3 separate regions of the Homo sapiens genome follow, and regions 1 and 2 are each linked to region 3. Evidence: chromatin loops called from intact Hi-C (ENCODE). Cell type or tissue: heart left ventricle. All regions are shown on one strand.

Region 1 (8,000 bases), 230 kb after region 3:
CGGAGCCCAAGGATGGGGGTGCATTCGTCATCACAATCAGGGGTGCAGTCGCTGCTGTAGGATGGATAGGCGAATGGATGCAGGCGAGGTCCCCTACGATGCCTTGGGTCTCATGATTCGAATATCAAAACAACCACACTTATTAAGCTTTCGGTTCTAGAACAAGACAGAGAAACAGAATTTAAACCTCAAGGTCTGAGGTCAATGTGGGGTTAGAAACTCAGGGCCGGGAGGCATAAGCAGAAACCCTGCGGGTTCTCAGATGCCCGCGTACCCGATTCTTCCTGGAGGAAGGGGAGCAGGTGAAATTGACTGGGTTCCTCTCCCACCTCTCTTTCCGTAGCAATTCCTTTTTTCCCTTTCCTTCAAAATAAAAAGGAAGAGGGGGTGCCCTGCTCGCAGGAGAAGCGCGGGGCCCATCCCCGCCCGGGCCACGCGGACCCCTCCGCCCGGCTTCGTTCCCCGCCTCCCCCGGTCCTTTGTCTCGCTCCCGCGCTGCCGCGCACATGGTCCCCTGTCAAATTCTGGGCGGCTCCCGGGGACACGTGTCTGGGAGCCCGCAGCTCCGCCGGCCCGCGTAACCATGGAAACCGCGGCCAATGGGAGGCCGTGTTGCCCGTGGGGGCGGAGCCGAGCGCGCCCGGAGCAGGAGGGGCCGGGAGGGCGTGGGTGGGGCGGGGCCGATACGACAGCAAGCTCGGGGCGGGGCCCGGGTGACCCCGACCCCGGGCGGTCCGCAGTGCGGAGGATGCTCACCGGGCTGACGTCTTACCGCGTATTTTTGACATCTTGACAGCGTTTCCTCGGCACTCCTGGGATTTTCTTTGCCTATGAAGTGCTGAGTGTGATCCCACCAGCAACGCTTACTAGCGATATGCGTTGTGCAAGTGACTGAGCCTTGCTTTGCCTCATCTGATAAATGGGGGAGTTGTCAGGGTCCCGCAAGATATGCGATTAGCCCAGGACTCGCACCCAGAGGTGACCAGTAACAGCAGTGACCCTTACGACAAACGGCCTTTTTCCTGCTCCTATGGAAAGAAGGACCTCATTCGTAAGTGAAGGATCCACCCTCTCAGAGGCTCATTTGCCCAAGCCTGATCCCAGTACCTGCCTCAACGTGCCTGTCGACAAACTGGGAAGATGGTACTGCAGTCCCTCAGGGTCTCATGCAGCATCCAGGCTGCTGAGTTCCCGGAGGTAGACACAGATGAGCATTTCTGGGTGCAGGGGCAGAAAGAAAGTTACAGTGCCAAGAGCTGGGGGCAGGACAGGGTTTGCCTCCCAGCCGGGTCACCCTCACGGGCGTTTTTGCCTCTCTGGGAAAAAGCATCTTGTGAAGCAGTGGAGATGATACCTGCCGACTTCCCACTCCACGTGGAGGAGAATCTGAAATGAGAAAATGGATTCTCAAAAACCTCTGTTTCTAAGTAAGCCTGAGAGAGTTCAATGGAGGCAGAAACAGATGGCTGCACCGAGGGACCGCGTCCCTCTTACCTGGCTTCCCCAGGGCCCAGAGCAGGGCCTGAGACCAACAAATACCCCCTAGCCAGGAGTTTCAATGAGCTGAAATCTGTTTCACTTTTAGGAAGAAGTGGGAAATGCACTCCTTCATTCATTCACTCATTCATTCATTCATTCAACAGTTTTCTGTAAGTCTGCTGTGTGCCAGGCACTGTGCTAGATACCCAGGCTACAACTGTGAACAAAACATTCCTGTCCTGAAAGAGGTCACCGTCTGGCTGGGGAGACAGACGTTAAAGAAATAAACAGGCAAACAAACACGCAGCCACAAATATCCATAAATGCCCTGAAAGGAAAACTCATGAGCCATGAGCACGTAGGAAATAAAAAGGAGCTGGGGGAGGGGCAGGCAGGGCAGGCCTCCCTGAGGAGGTGACCTTTAAGAGGGACCTGAGGACTGAGCCAGAGTTAGCCTGGTGAGGAGTGGAGGAAAAGAATTTCAGGCAAAGGGAACAGCGTGTGGGTGCTCTGAGCCTGGAGGCCAGAAGGAGCTTGGGCATGCGTGCAAGGACAATGTCTGTGTGGTCCAGAAGCCGGCAAGGGAGGCGTCTATGGAAGGCCAGTTAGATAGGGTCACACTAAGGATCTTGATTTTCGAAAATGGCCACAAAATAGGCTCCTGGGGACTTAAACTAAAATACACACCCCTGTTTTTCAAAGTGATTCCCGGGATTGGGCTTATATTCAATCCAGTTTCACTCACCTTCTACCTGTTCCAATCTGAAGGCACTGGACAATCTAGAATCAGAAATGCATTTCATCATACTCTGCACATTGCACTAAGAAAGAAAAGGAAGGCTGAGGCTGGGCATGGTGGCTCACGCCTGTAATCCCAGCACTTTGGGAGGCCGACATGGGCAGATTGCTTGAGCCCAGGAGTTCGAGACCACCCTGGGCAACATAATGGAACCCCATCTCTACAAAAAATACAAAAATTAGCCAGGTATGACCCACAGGTGCATGCCTGTGGGTCCCAGCTACTCAGGAGGCTGCGGTGGGAGGATGGCTTGAGCCCAGGAGCTCGAAGGTGCAGTGAGCCTTGATCACACCACTGCACTCCAGCCTGGGCAACAGAGTGAGTCCGTTTCCATGAGAGAAAGAAAAGAGAAAGAGAGAGAGAGAGAAGGAGGGAGGGAGGGAGGGAAGGAAGGAAGACTTTTAACAGGAAGATTAGAATTAGGGTTGGATCTGGGGTTAGAGTTGAGTTTTCGGTTAGGTTTAGAGTTGGGTTGGGGTTAGAGTTGGTTTTGGTGTTTCGGTTAGGCTTGGGATTGGATTTAGGGTTGAGGTTAGGATTGGAGTTAGCATGGGTTTGGGATTAGGGTTGGCTTTAAGATTGTGGTTGGTATTGGGGCTAGAACTGGGTTTAGATTTGGTTTGGGGGTTAGGGTTGGGATTATAGAGGCTTGAGTTCCACTAAGTATATTTATGTCACTGGCCCCAAACTAAATGATTTTTGTTTAATGAATGAATCACTATGTTTCATTGTGAACCAGCAAGACAAAGTGACCAGCCAAACTCACTTCCCTGGATATTCTGGGTTTTTTCTTTGGATTATTCTAAGAACAGGCTAGGAAAATTTACCTGTGCACTAATTTCATATTCTTCTTTTTAAGGTGGAACTAAAAATGATACCACAGTAGGAAGCAAGAGAGGAATAGTCAGTCTGTGCGTTTCAAACAGGTGACCAAGGAAGGAGAATTGGGGCCCAGCAGACAAGAGCCACGGGATGGGGGTGGAGACAGGTCCCAGGCAGTTGTTACCATAAGGCTGTGGGAAGCAGGAAGCAAGATGCTCTCAGGGAGGTCAGAAGAACCAGGTCAGGCTGGAAGGTGGAATCTAGATGAGGATTTAGGGGAGGCAAAAGGCAAGAAGATGAGCAGTAAAGCTGAAGAGCTGGGCGGGCCACAGATCATGGAAAGCCCTGCAAGCCATCCAGATGTAACTCGAGTAACTCCGGGGCCCATGTGGCCCCATCTCTGCAGAGTCTCACTAAAGCAGCTCGGGGCAGCAACCCAACATTCTTTATAGGGACTTTCAATATTTTTTGTGTCACACTAAGGAGAGTCCAATTTATACCCCTCAGCAGGACTTCTCAGCCCCATCACCTCTCCCTCCAGGACCCTTGCACTATATGCCACCCCCCGAGTTCCCCATTTGCAGTCCCCTGCCCTCTTTCTGCTCACTCGGTTCTTCTTCATTCCACCCAGCTTAGCCCGGGTGACTCCAGTGCTTTGTTTTCTTTCTGTTTTTCCCAGAGTCCCTCCAAAAACAACAGCACAGAGCTCACCCAGCAAGTGTGCATCTCAGCCTCTCCCATCCTGCCCCAGTCCTGTCCCCTCAGTCGCCCCCTGAAAGATCCTGACCAGACTGGGAAAAAGGGGGTACGTGGGGGAAAGCCCAACGGGCAAGGTGAGGATGCTCTCTCATGAGGCGCAGGTGAGCAGGCAACATTTCTGTGACTTGCTCTTGTCAGAGTACAAAGATCCCACTGTCTCCATGGGCAATGGGGAGCCATGGGAGGGTTCAGAGCCAGAGACTGGAGCAGGCAGATTCGTGAGTGCCTTGAGAGCAGGGCCCTGGATGTTTTGTGGGTGACCCCCACCCCCATCAGCACCTATAAGATTCTGCTTAAATATGTGATGAGTAAAGAGGTCAGTGGTGAATGAATGAATTCCTTTTTTATTTATTTATTTTTTTTTTTTTGAGAAAGAGTCTCGCTCTGTTGCCCAGGCTGGAGTGCAATGGCGTGATCTCAGCTCACTCACTGCAGCCTTGACCTCCCTGTGGCTCAAGCAATCCTCCCACCTCAGCCTCCCAAGTAGCTAAGACTATAGGTGCATGCCACCACACCCAGCTAATTTTTTTTATTTTTGGAGTGATGAGAGGATCTCACTATGTTGCCCAGACTGGTCTCGAACTCCTGGACTCAAGGAGTCCACCCGCCTCAGCCTCCCAAAGTGCTGGGATTGACAGGTGTGAAGCCACTGCACCCAGCCATGAATGAGTTTTGAACTCCATGAGCATTCTGGATTTTCGTGCAGGGCTCAAAGACCCCAGAACACTTGCAGCCTCACCATCGCTTCTCTAAGTCCTTGTTCCTCATTTTTGTGCCAGCCAGGGATCTTCCAACAGTGACCTCCAAGCTGGTAAGGGATGGGGGACCCAGGCTCCCCGATCCGCACAGTGGAGCTTCTGGACTGTCTCCATCAATCTGCTGGGAATGGCCCATGGTCCCCTGGGCAAGACCCATGGTGCACGGGAAACCTCCTAGCGCTTTGGCTCTGGCTGTCATTCTGGTTTCCAGCAACATATAAAAATAGCTTCAAGGACACACAGGGGCCGGGAGGGGGAGACCTGGCCCCCGGCTTCCAGGAGAGCTGGCTACACACGACTCCTATCTCTCTCCCTCTCCAAGGCCCCCTGCCGCCCTCTGACTCTGGCTTTGAACCCTGGTCTGTATTTCCCCATGGACCACGGGCCTAAACCCGCAGAGCTCCTCCGCCAGCAGTTCCATCACCAAGACAAGCAGACGCAGAAGTCGCGGGGGAGGCGGCTGAAATTTCTCCCACAGCCAGCGCTGAGCATGAGTCCTGCAGGGCCCCGGTGCATGATGGAAGGACGGAGGCTGCGGTCCAGGGCTGAGCCCGCGAGGCTGTGGATAACCAGGGAGCCAGCCGGGAGGGGAGGGGCCGCCCAGCTGCAAGGGGCTTGCAAGGCTCTGCCAGGTCTTCTGCGTTTCCATCCCCCTAAACAACGGTGAGGCTAGTGTGTGCCCCAAACCACCTTCCAGGGCCCTGCAGAGCCAGCCCAGGGGCTGGGAGAGACCTCAACAGCAGGAGCAGCCCCCAGCCAGGGCGGAAGGCGAGGAAGGGGGAGGGGAAGCCCAATGACCTCGGGCACCTGGTGAGCGCAGACTGTGCCAGGTGCTGTGCCCCCATCTTCTCCATGAAGGAGCTGTCAAGATTCGTCCCCATCACACAGATGAGCAGAGCGAGGCTCAGAGTGGGGTGACTGACCACACAGCACGTAGGGCACACAGCTAGCCGGGTAGAGCCAGGATTTCAACCCCGGGGGCTCAGGAGCCTGTGCATGAAAGGCAGGGGCTCAGGGTAAACGCTAAAGGCTGGGGCCCCTTTTTTAACACGCTTCCCAAAAGCCCCAAAATAGACCCGCTTTCCTGATGAAGGTCTCCTCCCATCAGCTCCACAAATACCCACGTTCCCAGGCCGAGCCCAGGGCGGGGCCGCAGGAGTCAGCGCCCAGCGGGACCTATTTCTGGCTGCCACCCGGCCCGGCCACAAGCAGCCTTCTGTGGTGGCCTCAGCCACAGCCCACAGCTGAGGCACAGGCCTGGCCCAGCCTCCAAAGGCCCCTTTGTCCAGCTGCCTGGGCTGCTGAGCCTGGCTCCTGGACATCCGGAGTAGGGGGGCAGAGGGTGACCTGGGGCAGAGGTGGAGGGCTCGGCATGGACTGAGGCCCTGTGTGATGGCCGCGGCCAGCTCAAAGGACATTCCAGTGTCCTGTACCCTTGCAAGAGGAAAACAGTTTTCACCTCGGGACGGGCCTCAGCTGGCCTCAGAGAGGTGAACTCACCCTCCCCAGCTCACACACACTCACACTCACACACACACACACACACACACGTCAACTGCTGGGTGCAGCCACCATGTCCACAGGGACACGAGGAGGTGAGAGCCAGGGATCAGCATCCAGTAGGCTGGGATTCTCATCCCGGCTTCTCCGTGGGATCATCTGATACCCATGGCATCATCTAATTTCCCAGATATTCTCATCAGGGTCATTTCCCAGGTGATTTGTTCAAGTTAGGATCCAGGTAATATCTCCACGTGGCATATGGTTGCTATGTCCTATTGCTTTTTAAAAAGTTTTTCATTTCATGCCATCGATTTATTGAAGAAACGGGGCCAGTGTCCTACAAGTGTCCACAACCTGGATTGGTCTATTTGCTTCCTCATCGTGTCATTTTTTTTTTTTTTTTTTGAGACAGTCTTACTCTGTCACCCAGGCTACAATGCAGCGATGCAATTTGTAATTTTGGCTCACTGCAACCTCCACTTCCTGGGTTCAAGCGATTCTCCTGCCTCAGCCCCCCGGGTAGCTGGGACTACAGGCACACTCCACCGCACCCGGCTAATTTTTGTATTTTTAGTAAAGATGGGGTTTCGCCATGTTGGTCAGGCTGGTCTTGAACTCCTGACCTCAAGTGATCCGCCCACCTTGGCCTCCCAAAATACAGGGATTACAGGCATGAGCCACCAAACCCGGCCCCTTGCAGTGTTTTTTAACTCGTTTGTCTCTCCCTGTATTTCCTGTGAGTTAGAGATGAGCCCCCTCTCTTTTTTGAATAACTGCTTATTCATACGCCATAACATTAACCTTTTCCTCTTTTTGAGATGAGGTCTCACTCTGTCGCCCAGGCTGGAGTGCAGTGGTGCTGTCACGGCTCCCTGCAGCCTCAACCTCCCGGGCTCAAGTGATCCTCCCACCTCTGCCTCCTGAGTAGCTGGGACCACAGGCATGTTCCCCCACATCTGGCTATTTTTGTTTTGTTTTGTTTTGTTTTTTTGTAGAGACAGGGTTTCACCGTGCATCATGTTGTCCAGGCTGGTCTCAAACTCTTGGACTCAAGCAATCTGCCCGCCTCCAATTCGCCCTTTTAAAGTGTACAACTCAATGGTTTTTAGTCTATTCACAGAGCTGTGCAACCATTTCCACTGTCAAATTTCAGAATATTTTTTTCTCCCCCAAAAGAAACTTCTTACCCATTAGCAGTCACTCCCCATCCTGCCCTCCTGCCAGTCCCTGGCAACAACTAATCTGCCCTCTCTCTATATATATGGATTTGCCTGTTCTGAACATCTCATATCAATGAAATCACAGGAAATGTGGCCTTTGTGTCTAACTGCTTAACTTAGCGCCGTGCTTTCAAGGCTCATCCATGTCATGCCGTGTGTCAACACTTCATTCTTTTTTATTGCCAAATAATAATCCATTGTAGGATACACCACATTTTATTTACCCATCCATCAGTTGATGGGCATTTGAATTGTTTCCATCCTTTGGTGATTATGAATAAAGCTGCTCTAAGTATTTAAATGCTTGGCCAGGCAAGATGGCTCACGTCTGTAATCTCAGCACTTTGGGAGGGTGAGACGGATGGATCACCAAGTTCGAGACCAGCCTGGCCAATATGGTGAAACCCCGACTCTACTAAAAATACAAAAATTAGCCGGGCGTGGTGGCGCATGCCTGTAGTCCCAGCTATTTGGAGGCTGAGACAGGAGAATCGCTTGAACCCAGGAGGCAGAGGTTGCAGTCAGCTGAGATCGCACCATTGCACTCCAGCCTGGGTGACAAGAGTGAAACTCCATCTCAAAACAAAAATAAAAATAAAAATAAAATGCTTATAATGTGCATAAGTGTTTGTGTGACTATATGTTTTCAGTTCTCTTGGG
Region 2 (8,000 bases), 160 kb after region 3:
CACCTCATGGGGTGGAGGTGAGGATGACCTGGGCTGTGAAGAGGCTGGCATGTCACAGTGCACAGACCTGCCCACAAGTGGGGCCTTGCTGTCTGGCACTCCCCATGCAACGCTGGACACAAGGAAGGTGCTGGTACTGCCTGGAGTTCAGGCAGATGTTTTTCCAAAATAACATTTCTTTCTTTCTTTTCTTTTCTTACAGAGTTTTGCTCTTGTTGCCCAGGCTGGAGGGCAATGGTGCGATCTCAGCTCACCACAACCTCCACCTCCCGGGTTCCAGCCATTCTCCTGCCTCAGCCTCCCCAGCAGCTGGGATTACAGGCATGCACCACCATGCCCGGCTAATTTTGTATTTTTAGTAGAGACGAGGTTTCTCCATGTTGGTCAGGCTGGTCTCAAACTCCCAACCTCAGGTGACCCACCCGCCTCAGCCTCCCAAAGTGTCGGGATTACAAGTGTGAGCTACCATGCCCGGCAACAACATGTCTTAAGTACAGGGATAACAATGGTGTGTTATTGGTGGGAGATGTGAGGGTTTGCTTTTGTTTTTTGTTTTTAAGGGAAAGCTTGACATTTCTCTGCTTTATCCCATTCCCCAGCAGACTAACACCAACCAAGCTCCTGCTGCCGGGACAAGCACTGTACTGAGCCACATATTAATGAACAGGAATTCAGGACATTTGGAAACCAAATTCCAAAGGCTCCAGGGTAAGGAGAGAGAGATGACCTCCTGGGACCCCGCCCTCCTGCCTGAGCCCAGAACCCTAGAAGCCAGTCCCAGCTGCGGACACGTGCCCACGCCAGCCCCCCACACACGGTGCTCTCTGAGTCCAGGCATGCTCATGGTCTTTTGAGGAGAGAGATTGATTGCGTTAGGGACCTTGCACCTACAAAATCCATCAGCCTGTACATGGACGGACATTCGCTCAGGACAAACAAAACCCAGCAAACTCTAATATCCACGTGCAGGGCCTCTCCGGCAGTGAGTGACGGCAGTTTTGGTCTTTTGGCGAGACATCAAGCAAGACACTTTCCATGCAGGAACTCAACCTGTCCCCATTTCACAAGTGAGGAATCCAAGGTTCAGAGAGGTCAAATGAGACTCCCAAGGCCACTCAGTGGCAGGGCCAAGCTCTAACCCTGAGAGTCTCTGATTATAACCCCGGTCTCACCAGGACACCTGCTTAAACCCCTCTGAACCAGGGGTCCCCCAGGAGATAAGCAACAGGTAACAAGTGCACATATGAATACCCAGGCCAGTCATCACATAGTAAGGTTATATGTACTGAGAAAACTTCTCAGAGTGGGAATCAAAGTGACAAAGATGGAAAATTTGAATCAGGTCACGCAAAACCGAGTGACTCTAGAAGAATGCAGCTTCTCTGAGACTGAGCTAACTCTGGCCAACTTTTGCGTGATTCCCAGATAAGCAAGGAAAAGGTTGGGGGGGCAGACAGCAGTTCAGAGGCCTCTCTGGTTTTAGTATAAGGGCCTGAGAATGGGCGGAGGGGGGGAAGACCCAGGCTCTGAGGCTGTCTTGGGCTGGGGGTCTCTTAAGCAACTGTGTGAGGGGGGAGCCAGAAGTGGACTCTTGAGCCAGACAAATCTGATGTTTCTTCCAAGCAAGCCATGTGACCTCTCTGACCCTCAGTCTCTTCATCTGAAATGTGTCCAGCAAAGCTTTATTGACTAGCTGCTCCATGCGGGGCTGATGCTGGGTGCCAGGGACTCAGCAATGAACGGGGGAGACCAGATTGGAGCCCTCACCAAGCTCACTCCTAACGGGGAGACAGCGAATTTGGAGATGAGCAGATTCTGCCATCAGCTCTAAGGAAATAATGCAGGGATGAAATAATCCCTTTCTCGGGTGGGGCTCAGGGTGGGCATCCGAGTCAAGGCTGAGTCCAGCACGGACCCCGGGGTGAGCGCTCAGTCGGCGGAAGCTGCTTTTGAGGCTGCAGAAGTTCTATTACCATAACCTGAGTAAAACGGGGCTGCCTTGGGGGCCAGTCTCATCACGGTGTCACCCTCAAAAAAACACCAGTCTGACATCCCCAAATCATTGAAAAAAAGTTTAAATCTTCCCAAAATCTTTCAAAGAGACACCAAAGGGGAAATGGTTTGCGTACCACACACAAAAGATGTTTTCAAGCCTCTCTGCCGGGAGGTCTCATGGTAGTTGCCTCTGGAATATCTCCCTTCCCGCTCCCTCCTTTTTATCCTTATCAGAGAGGTGGGAGCGCTGGGCCTGGCCCCAGGAGACAGGGGACTGGGCTGGATCCAGCCTCTGTCCTCCCTAGCTGTGGGCTCCTGGGTGCATTGCTTAACTACTCTGTGCCTCAGTTTCCTCATCTTCAAATTATAGCTAACAATCGCACCACCTGCAAGGGGCTCTTGTGGGAATTCTAGGAAATAATCCCCATGAAGTGCATGAGAGAGGCAGGCACACAGCTAGACTGTTGACGTGTGAGCTACTAATATGATTTCTCTCTGCTTCCCTCACCCACCTTTCCTTTGCACCCCACCCCAGTTAGGAGCTCTGGGCAGTGCCTCCTATAGGTCAGTATGTGTTTTCTAGGTCCCACCGCTCAGCGGCAGCTCCACCCACTGTCCCAGACAGCACAGGGAAAAGGCCAGGGATGGACAGGCAGAACTGGGAACTTTCTTAGGAGGGGACAACAGGGCCTGGGACCATGTTTACCCCTGCCCCCTCTAAGGTTGCATCCTCTCTTACATGGGACACACAAAGGGCAGTGTCCCCCGGGCATCAGTGCTCTGAGGGCAGAGCCAAGCGAATGTCCCCTTAGGGCCTGCCGATGTGCTGGGGAAACGTGGTTCCCCACCCATGAGGCTGCTGCTTGCTCCAAGCCTGGGTGCCATGGCCAAGATGGCTCTACCTGGCTGCCAGGGTCACAGAGCAGAGGATTCAGATGTCTCACTTCCTGAGGGTCTCCAGGCCAGGCCCTGGCAACACAGCTGTGAACAGCCATGTGGTTCCTGCCCTCATGGAGCTCACAGCCCTGTGTGCAAAGCAGGCAATCAGGGCCTAAGCATGGGGTGCGAAACCCAGAGTGGGCAGAAGAGGACGGGCTGGGCACCAGAGAGGACTTCCCAGAGGAAGAGGCACTGAAGGGAAGGGCTCGGATGGGAAGAAAAGGGGTTCCAGGCAGAGGCCACAGCCTGGGCAAGGGCCTGGGAGAGAAAAGTGGTGGGTTCCAGGAGCTGCAGGCTTCCTCGCCCACCTCCCCCGACAGGTGAGGTTTATCGCTCAAGGCCACATACGCCATCTCACGTGGTCCCCGCTGCCACCTGGAGAGGTCAGAGGGCAGGAACTCTTACTCCCAATTCACACTGGGACAATTCCCAGCTGGACTAGAACCCCGATCTCCTGACTCCTGGCTCAGGTGAGAGTCAACATGCAAGGCTGGGCCCACAGCAGCCCTGGCATTTGACCAGCAGCCAGGTAGGCCCAATTTTCATCACCTGCCTTTAACAGATGAAGAAATTGAGGCTTAGGGAGAGCACAACACCCCTCAACTGCCGCAGTTTTTGTCTGTCTGGGGGCCCTAGGACAAGCCTGAGGTGCGGAAAAGCCCTCCCTGGGTGGGGCAAGAAACAGAGCTGGGAACGGGTGACTTGGGGTGAAGGAAGGAGGGGAGCGGGGATGGGTTTTGGAAATCCACACTGGGCAGGGAAAGGCGAAGGAATGTGGGTGAGACGGGGTGCGCCAGTCCCGGAGGGGCCCAGGGCCTCAGGCAGCCCCCTCCCTCCTTGCCTCCCAGGTGAGACCCTAACTTCGCGGAAGACGACACCCCTCAGCTGGGCGGGGAGGAGGGCCACCGCCTCCTGGCCACCCAATCAGAGACATTCCCAGTCTGATGGCGGAGGCCGCCAGGGCCAAGGGCTCCCAGGGCCTTCCCCGGGGAACCCCCGAGACCTGCCCCGGACTCGGAGGCCCACCGCGCATCGCCCGCCCCCAGCCTCATTAGCACCGACACCCGTCGTCCTCCCCTCGGTTTCCGATGGCTCCAGAATTTAAAGGTTAAATCCTAACCTCGTCTCAGCAGTTTCTCCCGGCTTTGCCTACCCAGCGCCAGTTGCTGGTAATTATATGCATCTCCGAGCAGCCAATCAGCTGTCAGACTGACAGATACTGATCTTTTCGTTTTATTTTTAGCTCTGTGCTTCCCCCTCTAGTTGCAAAAAAAAATTCTGTTTGTTCTGTGTGCTGCTGCCTCGCTCCCAGCCCTGCAGCCGGCTCTCATCTCCGCCAGCCAGGCGGGAGCAGGCAGCCGCCGGGGCTGGAGCCTGCGGTCCCCGCCCGAAAGCGGGGAACAGAACGTGCCCGCCGCCCCCGAGCTGCGGACCGCCCTGCCCAGAGCAACCCCCGGGGCTGCCATGGGGAAGGGAGGAGGCCGGGGCGCTGTGGGCACCTTGGATGCAAACACCCGAGGAGCTGTGCTCAGTCTTGGGGGCCACGCACGGGTGGAAGCAAGCCCGTACCTGCGGGCTGGGGGCTTGGAGAGAAAGACACACACAGAGACAGCGAGAGACAGAGAGACGTACACAGGCAGAGACAAGCTAGACTGAGGGCGGAGGGGAAAAAAGACAAGCACTTTCCCCCCTGGAAGCACTCGTCCCCCATCCCCCAGAACCGAACAGAAGGGGTCAGGAATGGCCTCAGCCCCGCCCTGGAGTGGGGCTCAGAGGGGAGTTTCCAGCCCCGGGCCCCCCAGAGCTCGGGCCGGGAACCTGGGCCTCCCCTCCCAGGTCTGCTGCCTCATCTGCCACGGAAGGGCGAGTGAAGTGCTCTTCGGGGTCATTTGTGAGTTGTTCTGCAAGGTTCTGTGGGCCTTCCTGGAGACTGGCAGGTGTAGGGGCCTGGCCGGAGGGAGGCCGCTATTCATACAGCTTCTCTGGAGGGAGAGACAGCAACTGAGGGCCAGGGAAGCTCTTAGGTCCCAGTGAGTCTCCCAGACAGTGGAGGGGTCTGATCCAGGGGGGCCGGCCCTGAAGAGTGATGGGAATGATTGTGAAGTTTCCTTCCATCCTCGCGGCTCTCTACAATTTGCAAAGTGTTCACTTTGCCCTAGTGGCCTCTCCTTCTGCCCCACAGTTAGCTCCAGAATGGAGTGAAATAGGGGTCTGGGAGGCCTGGGGAGGCTCACCTGTTTTCTGATGGGCCCTGGGGCCGGCGTCGGGGGAGTGTGGCCTAATGGTTCCGTCTTTGAGGTACAACTCACCTGGTTCAAGCCCCAGGGCTGCTGTTTACCAGCTCTGCGACCCTGAGTGAATGGCTCGAGCTCTCTTGGCCCCAGTGTCCCCATTGGGAAGGTGGGCCCCCACCCCACCCTGCACCCCCACAGGGTGGCTCAGGGCCAGAAGTCACTCCGTCTGGGTGCTCCTCCCGGCCCCGGCCTCCACGGGCCCGGCACACTTGTGAGCAGGTATTATTAGCTTCTCCGTTTTGCGGATGGGGAAACTGAGGTTCATGTGACTCGTAATTGGCAGAACTGGGACTAGAAACACCCCCCCACTTTTGGCTTCCTTTTCTCTGACACCACAGATGGCGCGCTGAGAAAAAAGAGAAGAGCGGGAGAAGGGAATTAGGAGCCCGAGAGAGATGGAGGGAGGCAGAAGCGCCGTGATCAATTACTTGGGCTATAAATTTCTGCTGTTTTGCAAAGTGAGCACACAGCCTCCGAGAGGCAGAGCTCCCTGGGCAGGCTCTGGAGAAACCAAACAGAGCCAAGCCCTGCAGCAGGCGCTTTTGATGGTGGGAACCGGGGAGGGAGAGGGGTCGAGCTCAAGGGTGGGTGGGACAAGCTGGGGGTGCAGCAGAGGGGGCCAGGGGAGGGCCAGAGGAGAGGAAGGAAACCCAAGTGTCAGTGAGCTTGGGAGCTGTGGGAGCCCCCTGGGGAGGGATCGGCTTCGTGCCTCCCCGGCATTCTCTCCCGCTGCTGGGGGTAGGAGAACCAGGCCTGGGCACAAGATCGTGGCCCCCTGCCACTGCATTCGAAGCTGGTACAGGGCCAGGGCGGGGGCGACGGGGGGCAGGAGGCCCTTTGAACCTCACCTTCCTTATCTGTCAAATGGGGATACTGATGACATCCATCCCCAGGGATTGGTATCTAGGGTATAAGTGGCTTAGCCTGGGGCCTGGCACACAGCAAGGAGAGTTGTTGTTGTAAATTTTTTGGAAGATTACCAAGGGCAGAAGGGTTTGGTAACTGGTGGTTTGGAGACCAACTTAATTATTTAAAAGGTGGAAAGTGGTCCCCGCTGGGAGGAAGGGTGATGGAAAGAGTTTCCCACAGTGGGGATAGGTTGGGCACGGCATTAGACCTGTCTCTTGGTCTCCCAGACATGGAGGGGCTGTGGACAGGGGCCAGGATGCTGTGTGTAGCTGGGAAAAGAGGCCAGAGCCAGCTGCCTGGACTCCACCTTTCTGGAGCCCTGCAGTGGCTCACTTAGGAAATGAGCCGGAAACAGAGGCCGGCTTCTCTCTTTGGAATCCGAGTGCCCCAGGGAACATGGGATCCTGGGAGCAACCCCCTCAGGGCCTTCCACACTGTGGAACTGCAAAGAATGTGGCGTTCCAGAAGCGGCCCCTGTGTGCTCAACCTTCTACTGTGTAGGAGGAAGTTCACAGTGAGCCAGCGCGGGCCCTGCCCACAGGGAGCAATTTGTCAGGGAGAAGGGAAAAAAATAGATACACCTGACCCCTGAACCTTGGTCTTTCAACCCCAGACAATGGTCAAAGTAAATGGGAGGCCGCAGGATGGAAGAAGAAGGCCACAGACTACAGACACGAGGAAGGAGGAAAGCAGGGGTGGGAACCTGAGGGCAAGGGGTGAAGCCCAGAGTCACTGTAAATCAGAGCCCCAGAGAAGATGCCCTGAGGTTCAGGCAGGCGCTAGGCTCAGGGCCGGAGGCAGACACTCTCCAGCTTCAGGGATCCCAGGCCAAAGGCACTGGAGGAGCTCTCTATTTTAAAGGAGCCCTGAGATGGATTCCTTTTCAGTGGAAAAGGACTTCCCCTGGATGGGGATGATGAAAATGTTGACTTAGTCATAACAAATGTAAGAAACAGCCCCCGAAGAGAAGTTTATTTCTTGCTTGCATTACAGTCTCCTGGGGGCTGGTGGAGGGAGGGGCAAGGGCTCTGCTCCATGTGGTCACTCAGGGGCCCGGGCCCCTTCACCCCGTGACCCTGTCATCACCTAAGGCCTTATCCTCCTCTGCTGCAACCATGTGGGAGAAGAAAGAGGGAGCATGGAGGATAGCATGGAAGGATGCTTGTGGACCAAGCTAAACCAGGAGCAGAGGAGCCACATCATTTCAGCTCCCGTTGCACAGGCCAGAGCCGGGTCATGTGACCACTCCCAGCTGCAAGGGAGGCTGGGAAATGCAGTCCAGCTGCATGCCCAGGAGGAAGCCAATGAACCAGGGTTTGGTGAAAACATAGCAATCTCTACCTCAAACGCTGTCCTCTTCAGGTGGATGAGTTGACATGAAGCGATACTAACAAAGTGCCCACTGTACCTGGCCTCTGACCTGTGTGCCAAAGCTGCTCATCTGGAAACCCAGAGGCTGGTCACCTTAGGGTCAGGACAGGCCTCTGAAGGCTGCTCCTCCACCTCCTCTGGAAACTGTACCTTAAAGCATGCCAGCCTGGGCAACATGGCGAGACCTCGTCTCTACTAAAACAACACAACAACAAAAATTAGCCAGGTATGGTGGCTGGCACCTATAGTCCCAGCTACTCGGGAGGCTGAGATGGGAGAATCACTTGAGCCCGGAAGATCAAGGCTGCAGGGGGCTGTGATCACGCCGCTGCACTCCAGCCTGGGTGACACAGTAAGATTCTGCCTCAAAAAATAATAAAAGTAAAAATAAAGTGTGCAGAGAAGGAACAAGGGGAGTAGAGGAAAGTTTTTTGGTCTAAGGAAAGCAGCTAAAGCCTTTATCAGATTCCCAAAAATTTGAAGCAAAAGGAC
Region 3 (8,000 bases):
TGCCTTTGGCTTTGCTGTGCCAACCTCTGGGAATGGCCCAGTGCCCTCCACTGAGATTTCTCAAGAGCAGCCTTTGCTGTCCCCTGGCCTCTGTGCCTCCCCCACCAGCTCTCCTCCCTCCCCATCCCCTACACCAAAACCCACCTCTCTCTCTCCCGGTGCCCTCAGCTCTGGTGGACGCCTCTAGGGTGCTGCTTTTCACATCTAACTCTCAGGAGCGCCTCCTCCAAGTCTTGTGTCCCCACTCGGCTATGAGCATCTCAAAGGCTGGGGTCCTGGCATCTTCGTTTTTGTTGCCACCTACCTTGATGCCCTGCACACAGTAGGGACTTTAAAATGTTATATTAAAAAAATTAAAGTTGCTTTTTCTCTTTTTCCTTCTTTCTTTCTTTCCTTTTTTCTTCCTCTCTCTCTCTCTCTTTTTTTTTTTTTTTTTTTTTTTTTGGCGGAGTCTCATCCTGCTGTCCAGGCTGTATGGAGTGCAGGGGCGCGATCACGGTTCACTGCAGCCTTGACCTCCCCAGGCTCAGGTGATCCTCCCACCTCAGCCTCCTGAGTAGCTGGGACTACAGGCGCGCTCCATCAGGCCGGGCTAATTTTTGTATTTTTGTAGAGATGAGGTTTCGCCACGTTGTCCAGGCTGGTCTCAAACTCCTGGGCTCAAGTGAGCCTCCAGCCTCAGCCTACCAAACTGCTGGGATTACAGGCGTGAGCCACTACACCCTGCCTGCTTTTTCTTTAGGGATTCAGGCTCTAAGCCAACAAATGATGGTTTGAATCGTGACTCTATCATTTCCTAGCTGTGTGTCCTTGAGAAAGTGAATCAACCTCTCTGAGCCTCAGTTACCTCATCTGGAAAAGAAAGTTAATAATAAAATCTCCCTCCACGAGTAACAGTGATTAACAGTGCATGTAAAACATCTAGCACCGGCCCAGGGCAGAGAGTAGCCAGCAAGCTCTAATGTTACTCCGTTTTGTCTTATTCAGTCTCATTCAGACTTGTCCAAAGTCACCTGTCCAATTTTGGGCAGTGCTGGGACGCTCCCCCTGTCTCTTCCCCCTCCAATGCTACTTCCCTGTAGTGGGAGAGGGTCCCAGGCCATCATCTCTGTTTTGCAGAGGAGAACCAGGTTCAGAGAGGCCGAGTTGCTCACCCGGGATCACACAGCCCTGAGAACAAGGCAAGGGTCTGCCTGTTTGCTAAGTTCCATGTGAGTTCTTTAGGTTGCTCAGGATAAGGATGGCCTCAATGAGACCCACCGTCCTGACAGAGGGGCTCGTACTCTTGTGGCCAAGAACTGGCAAGGTGGGCTCCTCGGGGGCCAGGGAGCCACCGCAAGTGCTATTAAGTGGAACATCACTAAGACAAACAGCCCGCATTTCCTGGGTGCTTTCCCCAGGGCAGGGAGCTGTGTCAAGTGTTCATGGGCACAGTCTCCTTCCATCCTCACAGCAACCCTATTATCCTGCATTCCAAGGATGGGTGCTCCCTCAGATCCCAGGTAGGGGCTAAACGAGGGGTGGCGCCAGCACCCGAACCCTGATCTTGCTCCTGCCCTGAGCCTCTGTGGACCACTGAGAACAATGGGCTTTTACCTGTGCTGTATCAGCTCTGGGGCTCAGCAGGAGGCCAGGCTCCACCCCCCAACGCCCCCAACCCAAGTTGGGGGTGCTGCTTGGGTCTCATAGAACATCTTGGGGTCCCTCCCCAGCCCTGGCCCCACAGAGCCGACCCAGCTGCGTCTCTGAGCCGCACCCAAAATCTTCCCAGCTTTGCCAGGGAGACTGGAAATTTCTGCTCAGCAGCTTCGTCTGGGATGATTTCGACACTTGGCTCGATGGGGTCGAGAGGAGGAGCCAGGCCGCTCAGCCGCTCAACATTCTGGAGCTCCCCTTGGGTCACCGGGAGGGGGGCTTTGCTAGGCGTAGATGAGCCCCTCCGAAATGGTAAAATCAAGCAACAGTGACCAAGTACCGAGCGCTTACCGTGTGCTGGGCCCTGTGCCAAGTCAGGACTTGCTGGGCCTCACGGAACCTTCCGGCGCCCGGGCAAGGCCAGCACTGTTACCAACTGTCTCGCGGACTGCTCCTAACTGGGGGCTCTGTTAGCATCCAGGAGTCTCCTCCTCGGATACTCTGAGTACCCCCTCCAGAGACCCCAGGCACCGGATTCTCTGTACGGGGCCGCTGACGTGCCCAGCCCTGGTGAACCCACCCTTCCAGACACTTCCACCCACGCCCGGCCCTGGGGCTGGGGGCGTCGGGCAGAGCGCCGGTGAAATTCTGCCAGTGGCTAAGGCGCCTACTGTGCCCCTGGCTCTGCGAGGGTCGGGGGACTGTCACCAGGCCCAAAGTCGCCAGGGAGGAGGGGCGTGAATGACGAAGCTCAGATCCGGGCAAAGGATCGGAGAGGTGATTAGACACCCCGGGCAGGCAGCGGAGGCCGGCCCTGCTGAGCGACCCCCGTTAGCGACGACCCTCAGGGGCTCAGGCTCCACGCCCATTAACTGGGTATCAGTCCCTTCCATCCCGGGGAGCCGAGCTCCTGGGAAGCAGCGCCTGGGGGCGCCGGCGACCGGCTGGGGCCGCCTCCCTGCTCCCCCGCCCTGGGCCCGATCGCCGGGCGCGAGGCGTGCAGGGCGCGGCGCGGGCCCGGGCGCCCAGTTCAGCGGAAAGGAATGCCTTGCTCGGCGGGGGAGGCCGTGGCCCCGAGGCCGTGTCCACCCCCGCCCGCCCCGGGCCTCATTTACTGCGGCTCTGAAGCCCGGCCCGTTTCGCCCGCCGGGCCCCGCGGGGTGACTCCCCCCACGATTGCGGTCCCCCGCCCTCCGCCCGGCCGCCGCTGGCGGACCCCAAAGTCGGGGCGAGTCTCCAAACCGGGGAGCCGGCCCCGCCCCCACGCCGCGGCGGCGCCCTCCCTTCCCCCTCCCCGCCGCCCGCCTCTCCCCCTCCCCCCTCCATAACTCAAAAGCCTGTCAAGCTGGTTCCAGACTCCTGGCGCCGGGCTCCGCTCCAGGAAAGAAAAAAAGGAAAGAGAAAAAGGGAAAAAGCCGGCGCGAGGGAGCGAGAGAGGCCCGCGGAGCAAAACCGTGCGCCCCGGCACGCACAGCCCCGCGGCCCCCGACCCCCCACGCCCCTAACCCTAACGGGGATCCCAGTCCTAGGGACACCGGGCGCGTGCGCGACCCCAATCAGTTATTTATGGGCGAATTAATTATGTAGCTGCCATGGGCGGGGGGGCCGGCAGGGGCCATGCGACGCGGAGACCACCCGGCCGCGGTGGCGGCTCTCCTGCCGGGCCTCGGGGTCGGGAGGCGTCCCCACGCCGCCCGGGGAGGATCCCGTTGTGAGAAAGCTGCCTCGGGGTGGGGTCCGGGAGGAGCGCGGGGGAACCTGAGGAAGCGGGAGAGACGGCTCGGAGACCTCCCAATTAGACTGGGAGGGGAGAGGGGGGCGGGCGACGGAGCTGGAAAGAGCGGGCCGCGGAGACCGGGGCGTGGGAAGAGCCTGGCCTAGGCATTTCTTCCCTTCCTTCCTTCCTTCATCCCCATCCTTACTGCGAGCCCACTACGTGCCACTGCGCCCACAGCAGAGGGCGGTATTAGGGAGGGGTTAGGAGCAGGAAGGAATTTCGAGGTACAGCTGGGTCCAAATCCGGATTTGTATCCTATACTCCCCTGCTGTGTGGCCTTAGGCAACGGCTTGCCCTCTCGGAGCCTCCACTTCCTCATCTGCCAGTGGTCTTCAGGACTTGGGAGATGGGGCGCTTGGGCAGAGAGTTTGTGGGGGCGCGGTCGAAGGGAGGTCCTGTCCTTGGGAAACTTTACATAGAGGGGAACATGCCCAGTCCCCCAGTATTCCCCATCTCGAAGCCCCGACTTTGGGTCTCATATAATCTGCCTCTCCCCGGGGCCCACACATTTGAAGGTCGTTATTAAAACCACACCACCCCCAAGGCCACTGCTCAGGACGCTCACCCCTAGCTGGCTTCTCACCAGCCTGGCCCTGCAGAAGGTCGTGCATATGGCAGCCAGAGGGGCTCAATCTAGTCCTTTTACTCCCCACCTCCGCTGCCTCCCCCGACTCTGCCCTTCACATCCCCACCTGGGTTCTCCTTCCAACCTGCTTCTAGTCTGGGCTAGGGAGATTGGAGCCCTGAGGCCATGGGGGCTACGGGGCAGTGAGAACAGGGGTGGGGGCTCAGCTGGCCCTCCCTGGACAAGTGTCCCCCTTATCTGGAGTGTCAAGGCGTTCTACTTCCAAGACTCAGAAGTGAAGGAGGCTTCCGTTTGCGACCCAGGATTGCCTAGGGGTTTGCCTGTCTTCTTTCACCAAAACTTGCAATAACTCTGTTAGGTGAATGGGGCAGATCCAGGTTTTATGGGGCCTGAAGGTTTTACAATCCTGGGGACCCACTTGAAGAAGAATAGTGCAAAGTTATGAATAGGCGGTTAAGCTCAGGGCCTTGGTAAATGACAGTCCCAGGAGCTAAAGCTTCATTAGCCCCTCGGTAACTCACCTCTGTAGATGGACAACACAACTGTCATCCCTTTGCAGAGGTGGAAACAAAGCTTAGGCTGGCCCAAGGTCACAACAGGTAGAAAGGACAAGCTGGGATCAAACCCAGGTCCCACCCCACAGGCAGCACCCTGAACTAACTGCCTCAGTAGGAATGCCACCTTCCATATCATCTACCCCATGCCACATCTCACCTGTCCCCACCAGTGCCCAGCCCAGGCAGGGTCAGTCAGAACAGCCTTTGCTTCCAGAACAGTCTGTGTCCCTCCCTCCAGAGGCCTCCATGTCCCAAGGCTCAAGCCTCAGAGATACTGTCTTGTGACAACACTCACAGATCTAGTAAGTAGGTCTCTTCTAAACTTTTGATTCCAGCAATGGTAACCTGCTCACTCCAGAACTCCAGCTCCCCCGTCCACCTGGAGGGAGCGCACCCCTGTTCCCCGGTGGGCTCCCTGGTGTTCGGGGCTGGATCTGTTTTATTTGGCTCAGTATTCCCCGCTCTTGACGCAGTACAGACATACAGCCGACAGAGTGACTGTAGCAGTAACATCTATTCCCAACCTCGTGGAACAGGATGTTGTTAAACTGCGGATTCCCGGGCCCCCCTCAGATTCTACTGAATCAGACTCTCTGTGCACAGGGCCGGGGACTTGGCATTTTACAAGCTCTTTTGGGTGCATCTTAACCATAGTAAAGTTCGAGACCACGGACCTACGGCCAGAAAGGACCAAATGGTTGTGTCTAGACCAAGGCCTTCTCACCAGGGGGAGTTATCTCCCCTAAATCCGACCGATTTCACCAGTTCCCCAGGCTCTTCTGGCTGAGATCAAATTATTTCACTTATCAGGCCAGGCACAGTGGGTCATGCCTGTAATTCCAGCACTTTGGGAGGCTGAGGTGGGTGTGTCACTTGAGGTCAGGAGTTCAAGACTAGTCTGGCCAACATGGCAAAACCCCGTCTCTACTAAAAACACAAAAATTAGCTGGGTGTGGTGGTGGGCGCCTGTAATCCCAGCTACTCAGGAGGCTGAGGCATGAGAATCGCTTGAACCCGGGAGGTGGAGGTTGCAGTGAGCCAAGGTCGTGCCACTGCACCCCAGCCTGGGTGACAGAGCAAGACTCAAAAACAGCAACAAAAATTATTTCATGTATCAAAGACCTACTGCCTGCCCGGGACTGGGTCTGAGGCCTTAGAGAATTGACCTCATAGGATACTCGCAAAAGCTCTGAGAAGTAGGGAGAATTATTGTCCCCATTTTACAGATGGAATCTGAGGCCTGGAGAAGCAAAGTGGCTTTGTGGAAGGGATACGGTGCTGGGGAATGAGGAGGCTGGGATGGGAGCTGAACTCACACCCTTAACTCCTTCCTTCCACTGCCCACAAGGCCACTGATCCGAGGGCTGTAACTCGCAAGGGTCCTTCAGTAACATCCGGAGATGAGAGTTTACACACCAGCCTGTGAGCGGCTTTGAGAAATTAAACACGCTACAGAGTCACTACAGGGACCTCATGCTAAGACGCGCAACAAAATTAGGCGACAGGCCCCAAAGAAATCTAATCAAGTAGGCCTCTTCTCCTCCGTATCTTTGGAGTCGGTGTTCAGGGGAATGTGTGTTTGCGGAAGGATTTGATGTATTTGCTTCAGGCAAATCTTTGCCTTTTTCTCTGCCTGCAGTTCTGTGCTAGGCAGCAAGAAAGCTCCACAGCTGGTGGCCAGTGCTGCAGGCCAGCGTGGCTCCCTGGGCTTCTCTGTAGGGCTGTGTTATCACGCTTCCCCGGGTCCGGTGCTCTGTGCAAACGTAGCCTCTTTCCTGCTCCAGGATGGGCAAGGCACAGGGGAGGTTTCAGGTGGAGAGAAATTGATTTAGTGGCCACTGCTTCTGAGGCTGGAGGACCTGCCTGAGGCAGAGGGTGTGGACTTGTTCTGGGAGGACCCAGAAGGCAGAACCACGGAAGGCTACCAAGGGAGGTAGGTTTTGCCTCAAGATGAACTATCCAATAGTCAGGGCAGCTGTGTAGGTAGTGAGTGCCCCACCTGGGGAGGTAGTCAAGGACAGGCAGGGATAGAGAGTGGTGTGTCTAGGAGTACAGAGCCATGCCTCAGGAGAAGAAGTGGCTGAAGACACTTTGAGGTCTTTTGAAACTCTGGGAATTTCCATATCTAACATTACTGACCAGCCCATGTGGGACTGAGGGGATAAATTAAGGAAGGGAAGGGGCAGGTTATGATGGCCAGACTGGGAACCACAGACCCCCAGGGAGACAGAAGCAGGCTCCTAGCCCTTGGTCTTCCAACAAAACTACTGTTTCTCTCTCTCCCCTCCCTTCCTTTCTTCCTTCCTTCTTTCCTTCCTTCTCTCTCTCATCACCCTCTCCTTCCCTCCTTCCCTCTCTCCCTTCCTCCCCCACTCCCTCCCTGTCTCTCTTTCCTTTTCTTTTCTTTCTTCCGACAGGGTCTTGCTCTGTCGCCCAGGCTGGAGTGCAGTTGTGTGGTCACAGCTCACTGCAGCCTCAACCACCCAGGCTCAAGCAATCCTCCCACCTCAGCCTCCTGAGTAGCCGTGGTGAGACTACAGGTGCACTCCATCATGACTGGCTAATTTTTGTATTTTTTGTAGAGACAGGGTTTTGCCATGTTGCCCAGGCTGGTCTCAAACTCTTGGGCTCAAATCTTCCTTCCACCTTGGCCTCCCAAAGTGCCGGGATTACAGGTGTGAACCACCACACCTGGCCTCACTCTCATGACCCCTCATGGGGTCTTGCCATGTTACCCAGGCAGGTCTTGAACACAAGCGATCCTCCTGACTCAGCCTCCCTAAGTGTTGGAATTGCAGACCTGAGCCACCGTGCCCGGCGCACTATTGTTTCTTGAAATTCAAATACGCTTCTTTCTTTTTCAGTCATTTGTAAATGTCTGGTAACCTTTCATAATGTTATTAATAATAATATTTCTAATAACTGGTAATCAATAACTGTACTCTCTGTAGCATTAACTGCATGCTTACTGAGAAAGGATGTACTCTAGTCCAGGCATGGTGGCTCACGCCTGTCATTCCAGCACTTTGGGAGGCCGAGGTGGGTGGATCACTTGAGGTCAGGAGTTTGAGACCAGCCTGGTCAACATGGTGAAACCCCATCTCTACTAAAAATATAAAAATTAGCCGAGTGTGGTGGCACGTGCCTATAATCTCAGCTATTCGAGAGGATGAGGCATGAGAATCGCTTGAACGTGAGACGCGGAGGTTTCAGTGAGCTGAGATCATGCCACTGCACTCCAGCCTGGGTGACAGAGCCAGAAGCTGTCTCAAAAACAACAACAACAAAAACAAAAACAACAAAGAAAGGAAGGAAAGGAGAGGGAGAGGAAAAAGGAAAGAAAGGCTATATTCTAAGTGCTTATGTGTATAAATGTGTGTAATTGACATGGCAGTCCTATGAGAAGGGTGTTTATTTGTGCTATCACTCTTGTTTTAGAGATGAG

What was found. A loop is a pair of places that touch in the nucleus more often than their neighbours do. Peaks named below come from ENCODE experiments on the same cell type or tissue, not always from the same donor. Only the 100,000 strongest peaks of a DNase experiment are listed, where the experiment ranks them.
Region 1: it touches region 3 in a loop (2.4-fold over the local background); 9 of 110 quality-filtered maps call a loop at or near these places.
Region 2: it touches region 3 in a loop (2.6-fold over the local background); 24 of 110 quality-filtered maps call a loop at or near these places.

What each region holds. Positions count from the first base shown.
Region 1 is chr9:129,251,157-129,259,156 of GRCh38, reverse strand. It overlaps IER5L-AS1 (IER5L antisense RNA 1), which reads right to left. Exons shown (of 7, transcript NR_187590.1): 3 at 2,225-2,259; 4 at 1,355-1,386; 5 at 773-828; 6 at 275-363; 7 at 1-156. Among named protein-coding and RNA genes, the nearest start is that of IER5L-AS1, 19 kb to the right of the region's middle. RefSeq lists enhancers at 12-550, 5,503-6,358 and a silencer at 684-733. In heart left ventricle, a CTCF peak has its summit at 4,910 (motif pointing right); DNase peaks (open chromatin) are centred at 606, 5,026 and 5,788; H3K4me3 peaks cover 1,805 bases; H3K27ac peaks cover 2,312 bases.
Region 2 is chr9:129,317,101-129,325,100 of GRCh38, reverse strand. LINC02913 (long intergenic non-protein coding RNA 2913) reads right to left here and starts at 4,085. Exons shown (of 2, transcript NR_149714.1): 1 at 4,055-4,085; 2 at 2,498-3,309. RefSeq lists enhancers at 24-525, 2,567-3,134, 3,135-3,703, 4,026-4,075, 4,556-4,615 and a silencer at 4,276-4,395. In heart left ventricle, CTCF peaks have their summits at 2,567 and 4,207; DNase peaks (open chromatin) are centred at 3,945 and 4,292; H3K4me3 peaks cover 1,780 bases; H3K27ac peaks cover 6,905 bases.
Region 3 is chr9:129,477,620-129,485,619 of GRCh38, reverse strand. It overlaps LOC124902283 (a long non-coding RNA gene), which reads left to right and starts at 6,208. Exons shown (of 2, transcript XR_007061814.1): 1 at 6,208-6,488; 2 at 7,994-8,000. In heart left ventricle, CTCF peaks have their summits at 2,531 and 3,599 (motif pointing right); DNase peaks (open chromatin) are centred at 1,889, 2,729, 2,769 and 3,459; H3K4me3 peaks cover 2,599 bases; H3K27ac peaks cover 6,930 bases.